2 separate regions of the Homo sapiens genome follow, and region 1 is linked to region 2. The links are chromatin loops, found by intact Hi-C in ENCODE. Cell type or tissue: mammary epithelial cell. All regions are shown on one strand. Each heading gives the region's core, and the rest is flanking DNA. Links, peaks and the distances in the headings are about the cores only.

Region 1 (8,492 bases), core at 3,309-5,808, 150 kb before region 2:
GGAGTTACGAGTAATAGCACTTTGCCTCTGAGAAGGGGCTAGGGCGTGAAGAGAGACCCCAGGTACAGCCATGCAAGATTCAATGGAAGTTGACTGGACAGGAATTCTGAGAAAAACCCTGCTGCAGCCTCAGAGCCCACACAGAATACAACTATGAGCAGTTTAACAATGAAGAAATTTGAAGTCCATGGTGTACTGAACATAACTGTAACAACAACCCAAAAAAACAGCTGGAATGTTGGCTGGATTAGCTCAAGCACCCCACAGTAAAAGCATAACTTAAGAAGAGAACTGCCCATTTTCAGGCACAAATTTTGTTCTCTTCAGTCTCACTATTTTACACACAATGTCCAGGATTTGATTTTTAAAATATGAGATACACAGAAAAGAAAACACACACACACTCATATATTGTCCGGAAATAAAGTAATCAATCAATTTTTTTGCTAAATATATATATATATATATTTTTTTTTTGAGACGGAGTCTCGCTCTGTTGCCCAGGCTGGAGTGCAGTGGCGCAATCTCGGCTCACTGCAAGCTCTGCCTCCCGGGTTCATGCCATTCTCCTGCCTCAGCCTCCCAAGTAGCTGGGACTACAGGCATGCGCCACCACGCCTGGCTAATTTTTTGTATTTTTAGTAGAGACAGGGTTTCACCGTGTTGGCCAGGATGGTCTCGATCTCCTGACCTCATGATCCACCCGCCTCAGCCTCCCAAAGTGCTGGGATTACAGGTGTGAGCCACTGCGTCCGGCCTTTGCTATTTTTTTCATACATTTTTCTTACACGTTGTTATAAACCTCACAATTCCTTTTAATTTATCTAGCTTTTCTTATACATATAATACCATGGAGTAACCAAATAGTATATGATGAGATGCATTTTTTATCAAAATATTTTAACTAATAAGTAAAGAATAAAGAGTAAAATGTAACTACCTTGCTACTCCCAATAAACTAATGGATCTGGATACTGAATATCCACCACTGCTAGTGTTGCAAAAATATAATCAGACATGATGTGCCTTTTGATGAAAGATTGAACAACCTCCTATAGTCTTGCTAGAGATTGATCATAAATCTGATAAATACTTTGCATCAGCTGCCAACTTGCAGGAAATCCAAAGTAAAGGGGAGCATGATGAACTGCACCCTAAGTATGCAATGAACAGAATCCACACTATGGGTAATGCTACAGGTCAAATGCCCCAGGTTTTTCAAATGACAAATGATAGGGAAAATAAAGTTATGAAGGGTGCACTGTAAATCAAGAGAGACTTAAAAGCAAATAAAAAATGGGTAAGACTAAATTACAGTGTCTAGGAATATAAGAAAAGTCCAGTGGGTGACCATTTTTGAAAGAGCAGGAGGCTGGATATTGTAACAGGCACATAGAAGACTTCTGGGGTCAGTGATACAGCTCTGTTTCCTAACCTGGGTGATAGTTACAAGAGAACTTGCCTCATAAATAAGTCATTAAGCCACACATTCGTATTGTGTGGCTTTCATAATCTGTGCTTTCATTTACAATAAAAAGGTTAACAAAAAAAAGCAATGTGATTTCAGAGCTAGGAATGAAAAATATTTATATAAATGTTGGAAAATGAGGATTGACAAATGATAGATCCTGAAGAAAGACTAAAATCCCCAGTAATAAATTCAAATCATGAATATAAACAAGAAAAAACAGACTCACTACTTGGGGCACAAGAATTAATGTTACAGGTTTCTAAGATAACAGAAATGAGAGGCATTCTACATTCTATCTTCACTTAAGGAGTGGGATCTTTGGTTCTACTTAACCAAAACTGTTCTCTCTGTTTAGTTCAAAGTTCCAAACTAGTAAAAAATACTCCTGAAGAATTAAAATAAACCTAATAAAAGAGGTTTATTTGGCTCACAGTTCTGCAGGCTGTACAAGAAGCATGGTGTCAGCATCTGCCTCTGGTCAGGACTTCAGGAAGCTTCCAATTATGGAAGAAGGCGAAGGGGGAGCAGGTGTGTCACATGGCAAGAAAGAAAGCAAGAGAGAGACAGCAAGAGAGATGCCAGGTTCTTTTAAACAACTAGCTCTCACGTGAATTAATAGAGCGAGCACTCACTCTTGGTTCTAGTCTTGGAACCACACCAAGCCATTCATGAGGTATCCACCCTCATGACCCAAACACCTCCCACTTTACAAAGAACTAGGGAATATTTTTACTAGTACTACTCACACCCTAAGAATTCATACTTCCAGATTTAAATAAATTACATCTCAGGGTACAAAAGTAAAGTGATCAAAGGAATGCTGTCAACCAGCTCTGAGGAGTCACAGAGAGGGACTCACTCCCCTGTTTAGAATGGCTTGTTTAGGATCTACAACACTAGGTTAAATTGGAAATTAGGAAGGTCTTTGGACAACTACTTAAACTATGCAACCAAACTTCCTGTTATATGTATTTATATATACACAATAGCGACACATGAAAGTTACTTGTTGAGAGCCAAAGCATCATAGTCACTTTCCCTAAAACAAGAGAGCTAACCATTTTTATCTTTTTCATCGTTGTAGCCACGTATTTGATTCATTAAATGCTAAATGGTGACATGAATACATACATTGTAATTCTTCAGATATTAAGCATTTAGTGCTTTTAGCTTTCATTTTCTCTATTTGACTTAAGAAACTTGATGATTCCAAACGGTTAGTTAACACCAACATTTATAGCTGTAATTATGATTTTTAAAAAATATTATTTGTATTCTCACAGTGTAGAGTAAGAGAGTAGAAGTCAGAAAACCTGGTCTCAGACTGAACTCTATCATTAACTCATTTTTTGACCCTGGTTGATTGAAGCACTGTCTAGGAAAGAATTCAGTTTTCCCATTGGAAAACATAGATCCTGGATTATATCTGAGGCTCAAAGAGAGTATTTTCACTTCAATAGAGGGCTCTGGGTTTTAACAGCTTCCCAGAGTTCCAAGGAAACAAGTTTCTAATGGTGCCATTTGGGGGCTTGTGATTGGTATTTGGCATAAGAGACCACATCCAGTTTTCTTCTCTGCTTCTGAGTTCAGGACTCCTAACCTATACAAGTCAAACCCAGGCTCCTAACAGCTTGGATTAGGAATAGATAGATCCACCAGGAGAAAGCCGTAAGGAATCATGGATATAGGAACTCTCCCTTTGAAATTGGTTTATTTAAAGCCCACATGTTCGCTTTTCACTCATCAACGTGGCAAAATTACAAAGAAGGACAATGCCTGGGACTGATATAGCAATGGCTGATGATTCACTGTCATATACTGTTGGTGGGAGAGCCGAATTGGTGAAATTATTTTGGATGTCAATTTGGCAGTATCTATTGAAAGTTTACATGTCATGTCCTCTGACTCAGCAATTTCGATTATAGGAATTTACCCTATTTTAAAAAGCTACATATGGACATAAAAATATGTACGTGAGAGTAGGTTTTCTGGCCTATGTATAATAGTGAAAAGCTGAAAGGAACTCAAATGCAAATCAACTGAGGATGAGTTAAATAAAATTCAGTATAGCAAATAATAAAATTCCATTCACATTAAAAATAATGAGAAGAATCTATATATACTATATTAGTCTGTTTGTGTTGCTATAAAAGAATACCTGAGGCTGGATAATTTCTAAAGAAAAGCAGTTTATTTGGCTCACAGTTCTGCAGGCTTTACAAAAAGCATGGTGCCAACATCTGCCTCTAGTCACGACCTCATGAAGCTTCCAATCATGGAAGAAGGCAAAGGGGGAGCCGGTGTGTCACATGGCAAGAAAGAGACAGCAAGAGAGGTACTAGGCTCTTTTAAACAACTAGCTTTCATGTGAACTAGTAGAGCAAGAACTCACTCTTGGTTCTAGTCTTGGGACAAAACCAAGCCATTCATGAGGGACCCGTCCCCATGACCCAAACACCTCCCACCAGGCCCCACCTCCAACACTGGGGATCAATTTTCAACATGAGATTGGGAGGAGACAAATATCCAAACCATATCATATACTGATATGATGATGTTCATAAAAAATTGTTATTAAATGAAAATTGCAAGTTGCCAAACAAAATGTAAAGCATGGCTCTACCCACAAAACTGTAAGTGTTTATGTAGATATCTATACATATTCATGCATGTGTGTGTGTGTGTGTGTGTGTGTGTGTGTGTGTGTGTGTTACAAAAGATTACATAGACATAGAGAAAGTCTGAAAGACTAGGCACTGCAGCGGCCATGACAATGTGAGGCTGATCCCAGCCAATGAATAAATGCAGTAAGAATACAAAAGCAGGTCCATTTCTGGGAGAGGCACAACTCCTGACACAAGACTTTGCCTCAAAGTCTGTGTCTTTCTCAGTGAAACTTTCTCAAAACTGCATTACTATCTAAGACCTTCCTTCCTTCTCTCTCTCTTCACAGGCCTCAGGTCTGCATTTCAGTCAGATGACTCTCCTCCTCTCCCCTGACTCACTCTTCATTGTCCTTACAGGTGTTTTCATTAATAAATCTCTTGCATGTCTAACCAGATTGGCATCTGCTTCTCGGAGTACTCAGACTAAAACAAAGCTGACAGTGGTTGCCTCAGAGAAGTGAAAGTATACGTAAATGTTTGCTGCAAGCATTATTACTTTTGCAAATTATTTTTCTTAAAGATCCAGAAATAATAGGAACAGCAATATAAAATGTGTGTGTTTAAAGTGAGTCTGTTTTTGTCACGAGCACACAGGAACATATGCACAGACTCACATACAGGTATTCTGGTACTCTATCAACAGAACAGGTAATGACTCCATCTAATGTTTGAACAGCACTTTATAGTTTTTATTCTCATTAGACCTCTCCCGTGACCTTGGCAAATAGGTAGATCTTCATGTTATGAACCTCTTTTTACAGCAGAAGAACTTCAGCTCTCTGAATCTTAGACCTCCTAATCCAACTCATTCTTGGTTCTAGTCTTGAAACAGCACTAAGCCATTCATGAGAGATCCACCCTCATGACCCAAACACCTCCCACTAGGCCAGTGTCCTTTCCCATTCACTAGGTTGCCTCTCTGTCCTGAAGAGCCCAGGGAACCTGGATGTGAAGCTACACCCCTAATGAACCAGCATGCAGCAGCTACACCCCTAATGAGCCAGCAGGCTGTACACAAAGCTCACTTTGACTTGGCGGCTCTGGGCAAATGTCCTGCATCAGGCCCACCCTTCTTGTCTGCTTGGGTCTGTTTGTGTTAGAGGATGTACTAACCACGGGGACCATCACAGCTCTGCAGAGTTTTGAAAAATGTAATTATTAGACAAGATGAATTTTTAGCAAGCAGGTTCTCATAGCTCTGTTGAAAAGTACTGGTACTTTAAATCTTTTCTTAAACTATTCCTCTCCAGGTGGTTAGCACCAAGTTGAAAGAAAGCCAGGCTGGAATTCCTTTCTTGAGCACACGGTAAACAGACATCACACAGTCCTCTATTTACCAGGGCAGGGATTGCCAACTGACTGTGGTCTGGAAACCTTATCTGCTTTGTTCCCTTCCCATTGCCCCAGCATTTGCAGAAGAGGAACAAACTTCTAGGTTCCTGGACTTGCCTGAGAACCAGGCCTGCAAACATGCACCGCCAGCTCCAGATACTCTAGGCATTGATTTGTGAATATTGTTATCATTATTATGGTCATTTTAACATTGGCAAATTTGGTCCAAAAACATATGGCTTTTCAAAAATTAATGTTTGTTGAGTAGTTACTACGTGTCAAGCACTGTTCTCAACACTTGAAACTTGAATTCTCACAACCTCCCAAAAATCGGATATTATTGTCCTGAGGCAATATCAAAAAACCTGAGACCAGAGAGGTTAAGTGACTTGTCCAAAGTCACACAGCAATAAGTAGTAGAGCCAAAGTTTGAACCAAGGCCATGTGATTTCAAGTAAACTCGTTTCATAAAACTACTTATCATCTGAGAAAAGCCAACTCTTAAAAAAGTAGTTTTCTCCCATGTATGTTTTCTGATTTCTCTTTCTCTTCCCCACCCCAAGAGAGGCAGCTGTTCATCTTCTTTTCCCATTATCTCTTTCACAGTGATTTTTTTTTTTTTTTACTCTATGGAAATCTCGTTCTCAAGGCATACTTGAATTGAGACATAATCTACATTCTGACTGTACCCTGAGAAAGGGAGGCAGGTGTTGACTTGGCATTGAGGGCAGACCTGATTCAGACAAGGCGAAAGGAGAGACCAAATGACTTAGGAGGAAACAGAAAGGATTCCACGATGGCACAGAGCCTGGGACAAGCTGAACCAGGTTATGACAGAGTAAGTACTTGTAAGTTCTCCTAATGCTGTTTTAAACTAATAACTCAAGATTTTAAAACTATTTTGAGATCTATGTGCTATCATCTCTAGAAGTGGCCTAGGAAAATGGACATAAGAAGTTGGAGAGTGGGCCAGGTGTGGTGGCTCACGCCTGTGTAATCCCAGTACTTTGGGAGTCTGAGATGGGTGGATCACCTGAGTTAAGGAGTTTGAGACGAGCCTGGCCAACATTATGAAACCCTCTCTCTACTAAAAATACAAAAAATTAGCCGAGCATGGTGGTGGGCGCCTATAATCTCAGCTACTCAGGAGGCTGAGGCAGGAGAATCTCTTGAACCCAGGAGGTGGAGGTTGCAGTGAGCCAAAATCGCGCCACTGCACTCCAGCCTGGGCAACAAGAGCAAAACTGTCTAAAAAACAATAATAATAATAATAATAATAATAATAATAATAATAATAATAAAGAAGTTAGGGAGTGGAACGGGGGGGTGGAAAACTACAGCATCATAAATGAGAAGTAGAAGATAATTTCAGTGTGGGAAATGGAATTTTTCTTTACTGGAAGGTAGAAGATTTTTCAAAAATTATAGGCATTGTAAGTAGAATCAAGAGCTAGCACCACCAAATCAATCATACACCTATTCAGAAGGCTGCACTAATTTTCCCCAGCCACCCTTCTTGGAGAAGACCAAACATCTGATGTCTTCTGCCGAGGAGACAGAAAACGAAAGACTGCCTGCACCAATACCTACCACCTCCAACCTAAGAAATTCTTCAAGTCAGAATCCCAAGGGGTGAATAATCATCCGATTTTGATGTTAGTTCTCCATTCTTTCCAGAGCAAGGAACCATCTGAGAGAGGAGGGGTCATTCCTCTGATCAGGAGGACAAGAAGCCAAACAGAAGCTGAAGAGTGTTCTCTAAGGACTCTGAGACCAGTGGATGGCCTAGCTAGCACAATCGTGCCTCCCTATGCACTCACTCATGTAGCATCAGCTATGAGCATGGCGTCAGAATGTTGGGACAAGCTAAGTACTTGGGGCAAATAGTGCCAGCTGCTGGCCTGAGCACCCATAGGAAAAAAGCAAGAAGAATGCCAGGTAACATTGCACCCAGGCTTTGATGGGTCACTAGGGTCAGTAGCCCAGGAGGAAGTAAAGAAGGGAGACATGAAAGTCAATGGCTAACGTGGAGATAGCCGCTTTATTTCTTCTCCTCCCAAAGACACAAACCTGCAAGGAGGTTTGTGATAACTCCTGGGGACTGTTTTTGATATTTAGCATGCAGGACCTTCTTGGCTCTGCTCTGCACTAAAATGGCATCCCTGGATGACTAGAAAAAAAGAAATGTGTACCAGGGAAATTCAGCGATAGCCTAGTGAAGCCAAGGACCAGGGATGAGTGGTTCAAAATTTTGCAAGTTTCTAAATGACCCAAGAAATTAATAAGAAGAAAATCATTTCACATGACCACTCCTGCCCCTCCAGCTTTGGTTTGTTTTGGTTTGGTTTTCTCAGATGGGGTTAACAGTGTTATCTCTAATTTGGTTATCCATAATAAAATCATTTGTGTTCTTTTAAAGGGCAGGGTCTCTCTGGAGGAGACAACTCCCTTCACAGCCTGAATAGTGGAAATTTTGCCTACATGGGGACAGAAGCCAACTTGTGAACCATTTTAGGGGCTGCAATGGGATGTGTCTCAACATAAGCATTTCAGATAACAACTGATTCACCTGCCCCTGCCTGTACTTCCCTGACACTGTCACAGCTGAAAGGCTCCTTCCTTCCCTCCCTTTCACCATCCTTGCCTCAGAATGTCCACTCCTTTACTGCTGTGGCCCCAGCTAAGCTAGCATACTTTCTTAACCATGAAATTTTTCAGAGTAGTCTTCAATTTAAATATTCAATTGTTCCTATAAATCATAAAATTATGCTGGAAGTTGCATTATGTCCACATCTAAATTTTGTCTCTTTTATTCCCTCTTAGACCCAGAAACAACAAAAAAACTTCTTGCCAGACTTTTTGTCCCAATTTTTATTTAAAAATAAACTATTCATCCATTACCAAAATATCTAGGTCTTGTGCACCAAAAATTCACGTGAATGCCATAGTTTCTTCTCTCCAAACCCATGATAGATACTCTTAGTGGAAGACAGAACTCAGAATCCTCAAAGCAATATAATCTT
Region 2 (8,492 bases), core at 2,432-4,931:
AGGAAGAATTAGGCATTTTTGGGCCTCATCAGTGACTTCCTCTGTGCCTCAACCTCTGTTAACAGTAACAATCACTTGCATAAAAATAGCTAATCCTTTTATAGTGCTCTTGTGCAATTGAGGCACTGTTTTATATACCTTATGTATATTAACTCATTTAATAGTGGTTCACACACGGTGATCCTAGCTGATATGTTGATCCCAGTTCTAATGAGAAAAGAGTATAAATGAGTAAGCCAGTAACTGTGATCCTCACCTCAGCCTGTGACGAAGGGAGGTCACCTTGGGCAAGTGATGGCACCAGGACTCACAACCAGCTCTTCCTCCTCCATGTTTCATCCTCTTTCCCCCCCCCGGTGGTTCTCGACCCTAGGAGAGTACCTGTCATCCCTTAAGAGGCTTTAAAAATACAGATTCCTGCTCTGAGACATCTAGTGTCCCACTGCACACATGCTACCAGGCCTGAACTCCTGCTTCCTCTGGCCTCCTGTTCTCTATGGAAATACCTGCATTCAGAGTCCCTGGATGTCTCTGGGGGCTCTATCTAAGGGACATCTACCACAAGCTGATTCCAGCTGAGGGGACAAAGGCCCACTGGCCATTGCATCCTCCTTTAGGCTGCCAGGCCATGTGGTGCGTGGTGGGTCCAGAGAACCCTGTGCTGGGTGCTAGTATCACACTTTCTCCACTGTGAAATGGGCTCTCATCTGAAAAGCTGTTACATGGAACCCCATGTCAGTAATCAGGTACTCTGTGAACCCTTGGATGATACCAGCAAAGACATAGGAAGGGCAAACTGATGGTATCTGATGGAATCAACTCCAAAAAAGAATCAATCACTGTCCCCTGCAGGGTGAGAAAGGCCTGATGGAATCAACTTGCCAGCAAATGTCTAGCTAGACTCTCCAAGAAGTAGGACCATACCAAGGGGTCATCTTCGTTCTCTGCCATCAACAGGTCGGGTATTCAGCAGTGGCAGTAACTGGATCAGCTTTGGTCAGAGGGGGCCCTTGCTGTTGGCCCTCTACAGAGCCTCTATCCCTACTACCGTAACTCTTCCAGCCATGGGCCCGTGGAGTGAGCATCAGAGGTGTTTGAGCCAGAGCAACTCCATCTTGAATAGGGGCTGGGTAAAATAAGGCTGAGACCTACTGGGCTGCATTCCCAGGAGGTTAGGCATTCTAAGTCACAGGATGAGATAGGAGGTCCACACAAGGTACAGGTCATTAAGACCTTGCTGATACAACAGGTTGCAGTAGAGAAGCTGGTCAAAACCCACTAAAAACAAGATGGCAACAAAAGTGACCTCACTGCTCATTATTCACTAATTATAATGCATTAGCATGCTAAAAGACACTCCCACCAGTGCCATGACAGTTTACAGATGCCATGGCAACGTCAGGAAGTTAACCCATATGGTCTAAAAAGAGGAGGAACCCTCAGTTCTGGGAATTGCCCACCTCTTTCTTGGAAAACTCATGAATAACCTGCCCCTAGTTTAGCATATAATCAAGAAATAACCATAAAAATAGCCAACCAGCAGCCCTCAGGCTGCTCCACCTATGGAGTAGCCATTCTTTATTCCTTTACTTTCCTAATAAACTTGCTTTCACTTTATGGATTAGCCTCGAATTATTTCTTGTGTGAGATCCAAGAACCCTGTCTTGGGATCTAGATCAGGACCCCTTTCTGGTAACATGAGCACTGGAGTGACCAAGGGCAGAGGCTGGCAGGCGTCTACCAGACGAGTCGTCTTGTCCACCCGGTTGTTGAGCGACTCCTCTGCTGTGCTCACCCTCAGCCGGGTATTGATGGCCAGCAGGGAGATCTGAGTGCTCTCTGCCCACTCCTGTAGGTTCATCCACACCTCACCCTGACTCTTGCTCTCAGATCTTCCACTCCTGCTCTTTCCAGACTTGCAACCAAATCAGTCACCACTCCCCAGGAGTCCATGTAAGCGACCTCGGGCCCCTTCTCCCTCCATACAAGATGGACAAACAAGGGTACTGCTCACAGCTCTGCTCATTAGGAAGACTCCCTCTCCACTGTCCTTTAAAGCCACTCTGGAGTGGGCAGCAGTCCATTTTCCACTCCTACCAGCAGACCCAAGCTTTTCTGCAAGCATCACAGGGAACCCCCTCTGGCCCCATGCAGCCATGATGTGAGCTGGGGAAGGCATCAGTGCAGCAGAGGCAGATGCCCCAGGGATGGGGGCCAACTGTTCATGTAACACAGTTGCCAGGCTTCAGCCCAAACACCTCTAGACAGAATCTCCAGGTGAAAGTCTAGAAAGCCCTATTTTGAAAAAGCTGATTGGGATGTGCCACCAGGTTTGGTTACCAGAATCGTGCAGTTACCCAGCATCAAGGCCCAGTAAGGATACACAGAAAGGCTTCAGTGCATAACGTAGACAGAGTGTGTGCCCTGGCAGAAAGAATCAATGGATACAAAATGCCTCAATGAAGATTTGAAAACTATCACTTTTAAATCAATTGACAATTCAAAACTAGATTGTTTACTTACAGATGGGGCAGTCAGAAACAGCCTGTACTACTCCTCTATAAAAAAATAAGTAGAATTTTGGCCAGGCACAGTGGCTCACACCTGCAATCTCAGCACTTTGGAAAGCCAAGGCAGGGCGGATAACTTGAGGCCAGGAGTTCAAGATCAGCCTGGTCAACAAAGTGAAACCCCGTCTCTACTAAAAATAAAAATAAAAAAATTAGGCCCGGCGCGGTGGCTCACGCCTGTAATCTCAACGCTTTGGGAGGCCAAGGTGGCGGGGGGGGGGTGCGAATCACAAGGTCAGGAGATCGAGACCAGCCTGGCCAATATGGTGAAACCCCATCTCTACTAAAAATACAAAAAAAAGTTACCCGGGCATGGTGGCACGCACCTGTAGTCCCAGGCAGAAGAATCGCTTGAACCTGGGAGGCAGAGGTTGTAGTGAGCCCGGATCACACCACTGTACTCCAGCCTGCGCAACAGAGCGAGATTCTGTCTAAAAAAAACAAAAAGAAAGGAAAAGAAAAAATTAGCCCTGCGTGGTGGTGTGCACCTGTATGTAATCCCAGCTACTCAGGAGGCTGAGGCAGGAGAATCGCTTGAACCTGGGAGACTCAAGTTGCAGTGAGCTGAGATCACACCCCTGCACTCCAGCCTGGGCAACAGGCAAGACTCTGTCTCAAAAAAAAAAAAAAAAAAGAGGTAGAATTTAGTTAAACATGCAGAGAGACTACAGAAATTAACACCAGTGACAGGAAAAGCATGAGCAAATACACAGAGGTGAATGAGGCTTCAATCCTAAGTGTAACCAGGGAAAGGCAGAACCCAGGAGTAACCTGGAGGAAGCTCCAGGGAAGCTTGCAAATGCATGTGCTCATACACACCCCATGTGGCTTCCCAGTCACAACTCACCACAGCTGCTCATAGTTTTACAGTTTCATGCCATGTGTATTGATGACCAACGTCTAGATTTTACAAGATTCCCACATTCAAAAATTTTGCTTCCCGTTAGACAAGATGCAGCATAATTTTCAGTTCCAGAAATGTTCTCTTCCTACCTACAGCCCATATTCCCAAGGCTGCCCATCCCCTGAAATAGATAAATAAACAGAAAACAAGGAGGAAGAGAGAGACAAAAAACAAGTAAGGAAAGGGAGAGAGAAACTGAGAGGAGACAAACAGACTGAGAGGAGAGAGAGACACTGGGGAGGAGGAAGACAGAGAAACAAGATGTTTATGTGGGGTTTTTACATTTGTGGAAGGTGCCCCTGAGGAAAAGCGGGAACCACAGGACAACATAGAATAGAAAGGGGAAGAGCGCCCTCTTGTGGCTCTGACCTGACCTTGTCTCTTCCTAGCCACGTGACCTGGGCAAGTTACTGCTCCTTAAGCTTCAGTCCCCCGTAAAACACGGGTAAAATGCGCTCCCTCAAGATGGTCGTGAGGATTAAATGAGAAATTGGATCCAAAATGCCTAACCCGATGTCCGCCTCAAAGAGCTCGATCAATTGTAGTTATTAATGTTATTTTTATTACGATTGTGATTATGGCAATGGGTGAGCAAACTCACCTCAGCAGGAAATGGTATTGCCCTCCTCCCAGAACCCGTAGAATTTAACCAAAAAGACCATATTTAACTTCGAATTACTTTTGTTTCCTACTCTTACCCTTGTGTACATTAAATCTCACCTACCGAAAACATAAGCCCCACGTCTCATTTACAGCTTGTCTCCCAAGCGTCATGTCTCACGCTAGAAATTAGAAATCAGTGTTAATCAGCTTTGCTCACAAATGCTTTATAATTAAATATGGGGCTGAAGTAAAATAATAACATCTTCCTTTCTGTACATTCGTATAGTGGCAAGCACTTACCTTATATTATCTCACTTGCGCACTCCTTTGTTTAAGAGATGTTTATTGAACACCTCAGCCGGAAAAGCAAAGCCCCTGCTCTCCGAGGCTCGGCGTGGAGGAGACCGAGAGCCGTCGGGGGACTGGGTGCCGTAGCGGGGGGCGGGGGGGGGGGGGACCGGTTGCCTTGGCGGAGGCGGGGAACCGGGTGCCTTGGCGGAGGCGGGGAACCGGGTGCCCTGAGGGGACTGGGTGCCGTGGCGGAGCGGGGGGACTGGGTGCTGTTGGTGGGACGGGGGCGGTGCTGGGTGCGAGGGACGGGGGCGGTGCTGGGTGCGAGGGACTGGGTGCCGTTGGGGCGGAGGTGGGGGCGGGGAACTGGGTGCCGAGGAGAGAGAACTGGGTGCCATAGAGGGCCGGGGTACCGGGTGCGGTGGAGTGGCCGGGTGCAGTGAAGAGGGGGCCCAGTGCAGTGGGGAGACCCAGTGCAGTGGAGGGGACCGAGAGCGACGCTGCAGCACAGCAGCGTGAGCTGGACTTTAAGGACTGTTGTTCCCTGAGAGCGCAGAAGAAGAAATCTTTCAGGTCTGTAGTTAGCTCTGGGAAGGAGTCCAGAAGGATGAATAGGAGTTCGCCGAGCGGAAGGGGTGGAGCATTCCAGCAGGGGGAAAGCGCCTGGAAAGAGAGCGCACGGCGCCTCTGGAAGCTGTGGTCCTTGTGCGTTGTGGGCTGGTGGGAAGGTGGCTGGAGAGGCGAGCAGGGGCTCCTGGAACCGGGGGTTCGGGCCCCTTTACTCAGCGCTGACAGTGCGCAGGTGGTAAACATTCACAGCGTGGCGTTACTTCTAACTGGTCAAGCCAAGCGTTTCTAGGCACGGCCTATAAAAGGCCAGGAAGGACCGAGACCCCTCAGGTTTCGCAGCACGCAGGGGGCGTCCGCAGCCCGGGCTCCAGGAACGAGCCAGGCGCTTTCGCGCGCCCTCTCCGCGTACCATTACTTGCACGGTTCTGTCACAGAACCCACTGACAAGCCCTGCGACGTTGAAAGGGCTGTCGTAAGCAGGTGCTGGCAGGAACCATGGTGTTCTCTGGCAAAAAAAAAAAAAACAACAAACCCACCTATCCTCTCTGGAGGAGCAGCAGTTCCCTTTCCTGGCCAGCAGGATGCCGTGCCAGTGTCCTAGGGGACCCTCTCTGTGAACTCGGGCTCCCTTAGACTGGAAGCTCCTCCAAGGCTGGAGCCCGTCTTACTCACCTGAGGAACCTCAGCAGTCGGCCAGGCCCCATGCGATTGCTAATTGTAGAATGAATGAATAAATTAACACTGTTAATGGAGAAGACAGGATGTGTCCACCTTCCTATCCTTGTAGTAAATGTGGGTTTTTAAACCCCACACCTACACCCATTCTCGGTCCATGTGGCTCACACATGGCTGACCTAATCCTCTCCTTCAAGGATGAGCACATGACTGGTTCCGGGAAGCTCACAAACCCAGCTTGAATCCTCAAAGTTCTCACCAGATTTTTACTGTTAACAGAAAAGAGGCATTGTCTCTGGGTCTGTGGGCTCTAGACCAGGAAAGTCTAACCCTGCCCAGGCCCACTTGGTCAACATATGAAGTGAGTCTACCTGAGAAAGAAACCAACACAAAGAAAGTCAGAGCTGAAAGGTCAAGAAATTAAGAAATTAAGCTTCTTGATCCACCCATGCTTGATCTCCTTCCCAGACTTCCTAGATACTTAAACCAATGAAAGTTTTATTTTTATTTATTTATTTCTACTTGGCAAGTGAAATAATTTAGACAAATACATTTCTCCCCTTTCCTTTACTACCTAAGCAGAAATAGGACAGTGCTGAACAGGAAAAGAACTCCGAAGTAATACTGACATCGACAAGTTCTCCCAAGACACTGGGAGAGATTTCAAATCTCAGTTCTACTTCTCCTTTGCCATGTTATCTTGCAAATGTGTCAGGACTTTTGACAATGAACATGTTGTTTCTAATCATAAATAGCAGCCATTTTCTAAATTTGTAAGTTGAATTCTAGAAAAGTTTCATCTTAACCACAACCATTCAAATACTTTTTTAATCAGCTTGAGCTACTATAACAAAACACAACAGACTGGGGTGGCTTAAAGAACAGAAATTTATTTTCTTGCAATTCTGGAGGTTGAAAGTCCAAGATAAGGTGCCAGCATGATTGAATTCTGGTGAGGGCCCTCTTCTTAGTTTGTAGACAGCAACCTTCTTACTGTATTCTTACATGGCAGAGAGAGAGAGCTCTCTGGTTCCTCCCGTTATAAGGACACTATTTCTTTTGGATCAGAGCCCTACCCTTGTGGACTCATTTAACCTTAATTACTCCTGTAAATGCTCTATCTCAAAATACAGCCACATTGGGGTTGAGGGCTTCAACATATGAATTTGAGAGAAATACAAACATTCAGTCTAGAGCAATTACCATGTTGTTTTTACCATTATTGATGTTTAAGCACCTGCAGTATTGTATTTGCACATAAAAATAATTGGAAGGCATTCCTCATTTAGAAGACAATCGTTAACTAGTAGGATGTAACATGGATTAGTAGGCTGTAAGGATGGATTTGTGAGCTGGATTACTACCAAACTGGGGGAAGTAGAGCTAATAAAACCAACTTTGCTGAAGTGAAAAGTCACACAACTGAGGTCCTTGAGTCTCTGCCCAAAGAAAGATATAGGATGGGGAAGAGTTTTCTGCCAGATCTTGCTAAATTTCACAGCACAGTCCCCAGTCAACAGTAGGGAGCATGCTCTGGAGGAAGGTGAAGCTCTGACTGACAATAAGCCAGGTGGAGGCGGAGGCCTGGGCTGGTCAGCACCTGCAGTCCTAGCACCCTTTCCCCCTATCCTCCATTGCTCCCTGCTCCATGGGCATTAGGTGACCTCTCACCTCTGTAATGAGGCTCCTCCCCAGGGTTTCCTTGGTCTCCTCTCCACCCCTTTGCGTCTCACCTCCTCTCCCTCCAATCTACTCTCCTCACTTGGTTACTTTGCTTCAGGCCTCTCTGGCATTCACAAGACCATGCATGCCAACAGGGCGCCAGGCCAAAGAAATTGCCAATGCTTTCCAGTTCCTGGAAGGTCTCCTTGAAACCTACCAAAGGAAGATGTATAGCTGTGTTAGCTTGTGAGCTAGATATCCATCAGCCATGGCAAAATCTGTTCATCCCGGGCTCAGAATACCAATGTTTTATGTCAAAAGTACTTAATGGTTTTACTCCATGAATCAATGTAAGTACAGCCCCACTGGGGCAGGTGGCTGTGACTCAACTCCACAGTTGGCAGGGGGTTGGGAATCTAACCTCCCAATAGGGCCTCCCCTCCTGTCCAGAATCTTCTTCTTTTCTTCTTCTCATCCTCTCTGTGGGTATCACCACAATTCATCACTGTCACCAAAGCCTGGGAGTCCTCCCAGACTCCAAATCCCTACCCTCTCTAGTCACCCCAAAGCCCCGGGCTTCCCTATCCCTGCCCCTTCTATGATCACCAGTGTATCAAGAGGAAAAGCTGGAAATGTACATCAGTTTCACTTAGTGCCAGCCAATGAGGGGCACTCGTGACAGATGGGAAGGCAGATGAGGAGAAGCCCTTCCTCCTCTGGTGTTGGTGGACATCTGCATCTGCAGACATGAGGCCAGCATAGGTTTCTAAGCGGTCTCCTGCAATCACATATTTTGATGTGGCTGATCCACAGCCAAGATCACTGGGGCCAGTATTCCTGCAGTTTATTCAGCCCCCGATATGAAAACCAACAGTAGTTTTCCACGATTCTTGCTTGTTCCCCTAGAGTTCTGTAAACGTTGCCATCCCAATATTCCAGGAGTCAGCAAGCTCTTTCTGTAAAGGGCCAGAGAGTAAATATTTTAGGCTTTGCAGATCATATATGGTCTCTGTTACAACTGCTCAACTCTGCCTTTGTAGCAGAAAAGCACCCCAAACATCACATAAACAAGCATGACCATGTTCCAATAAAACTTTATTTATAAAAACAGGCCACTGGTTGCACTTGGCTCAAAGGTCATGGTTTGCCACCCTCTACAATATTTAATTCTTCTCCTTAAGCTATTTATAGCTTAACGGGACCCAAATCTAAACAGA

What was found. A loop is a pair of places that touch in the nucleus more often than their neighbours do. Peaks named below come from ENCODE experiments on the same cell type or tissue, not always from the same donor. Only the 100,000 strongest peaks of a DNase experiment are listed, where the experiment ranks them.
Region 1: a loop joins it to region 2, with 5 times the contacts of the local background. A loop is called at or near these places in 3 of 110 quality-filtered maps.

Annotation. Positions count from the first base shown.
Region 1 is chr15:45,852,375-45,860,866 of GRCh38, reverse strand. All of the region lies in intron 2 of LOC105370802 (a long non-coding RNA gene), which reads right to left. Among named protein-coding and RNA genes, the nearest start is that of SQOR, 220 kb to the right of the region's middle. In mammary epithelial cell, for the core only: no CTCF peak of the experiment used is centred there; a DNase peak (open chromatin) is centred at 4,476; H3K27ac peaks cover 774 bases.
Region 2 is chr15:45,701,175-45,709,666 of GRCh38, reverse strand. LOC105370802 (a long non-coding RNA gene) reads right to left here and starts at 4,472. Exons shown (of 5, transcript NR_135680.1): 1 at 4,378-4,472. LOC124903484 (a long non-coding RNA gene) reads right to left here. Exons shown (of 2, transcript XR_007064617.1): 2 at 6,484-8,231. In mammary epithelial cell, for the core only: a CTCF peak has its summit at 3,824 (motif pointing left); a DNase peak (open chromatin) is centred at 3,856; H3K4me3 peaks cover 1,153 bases; H3K27ac peaks cover 562 bases.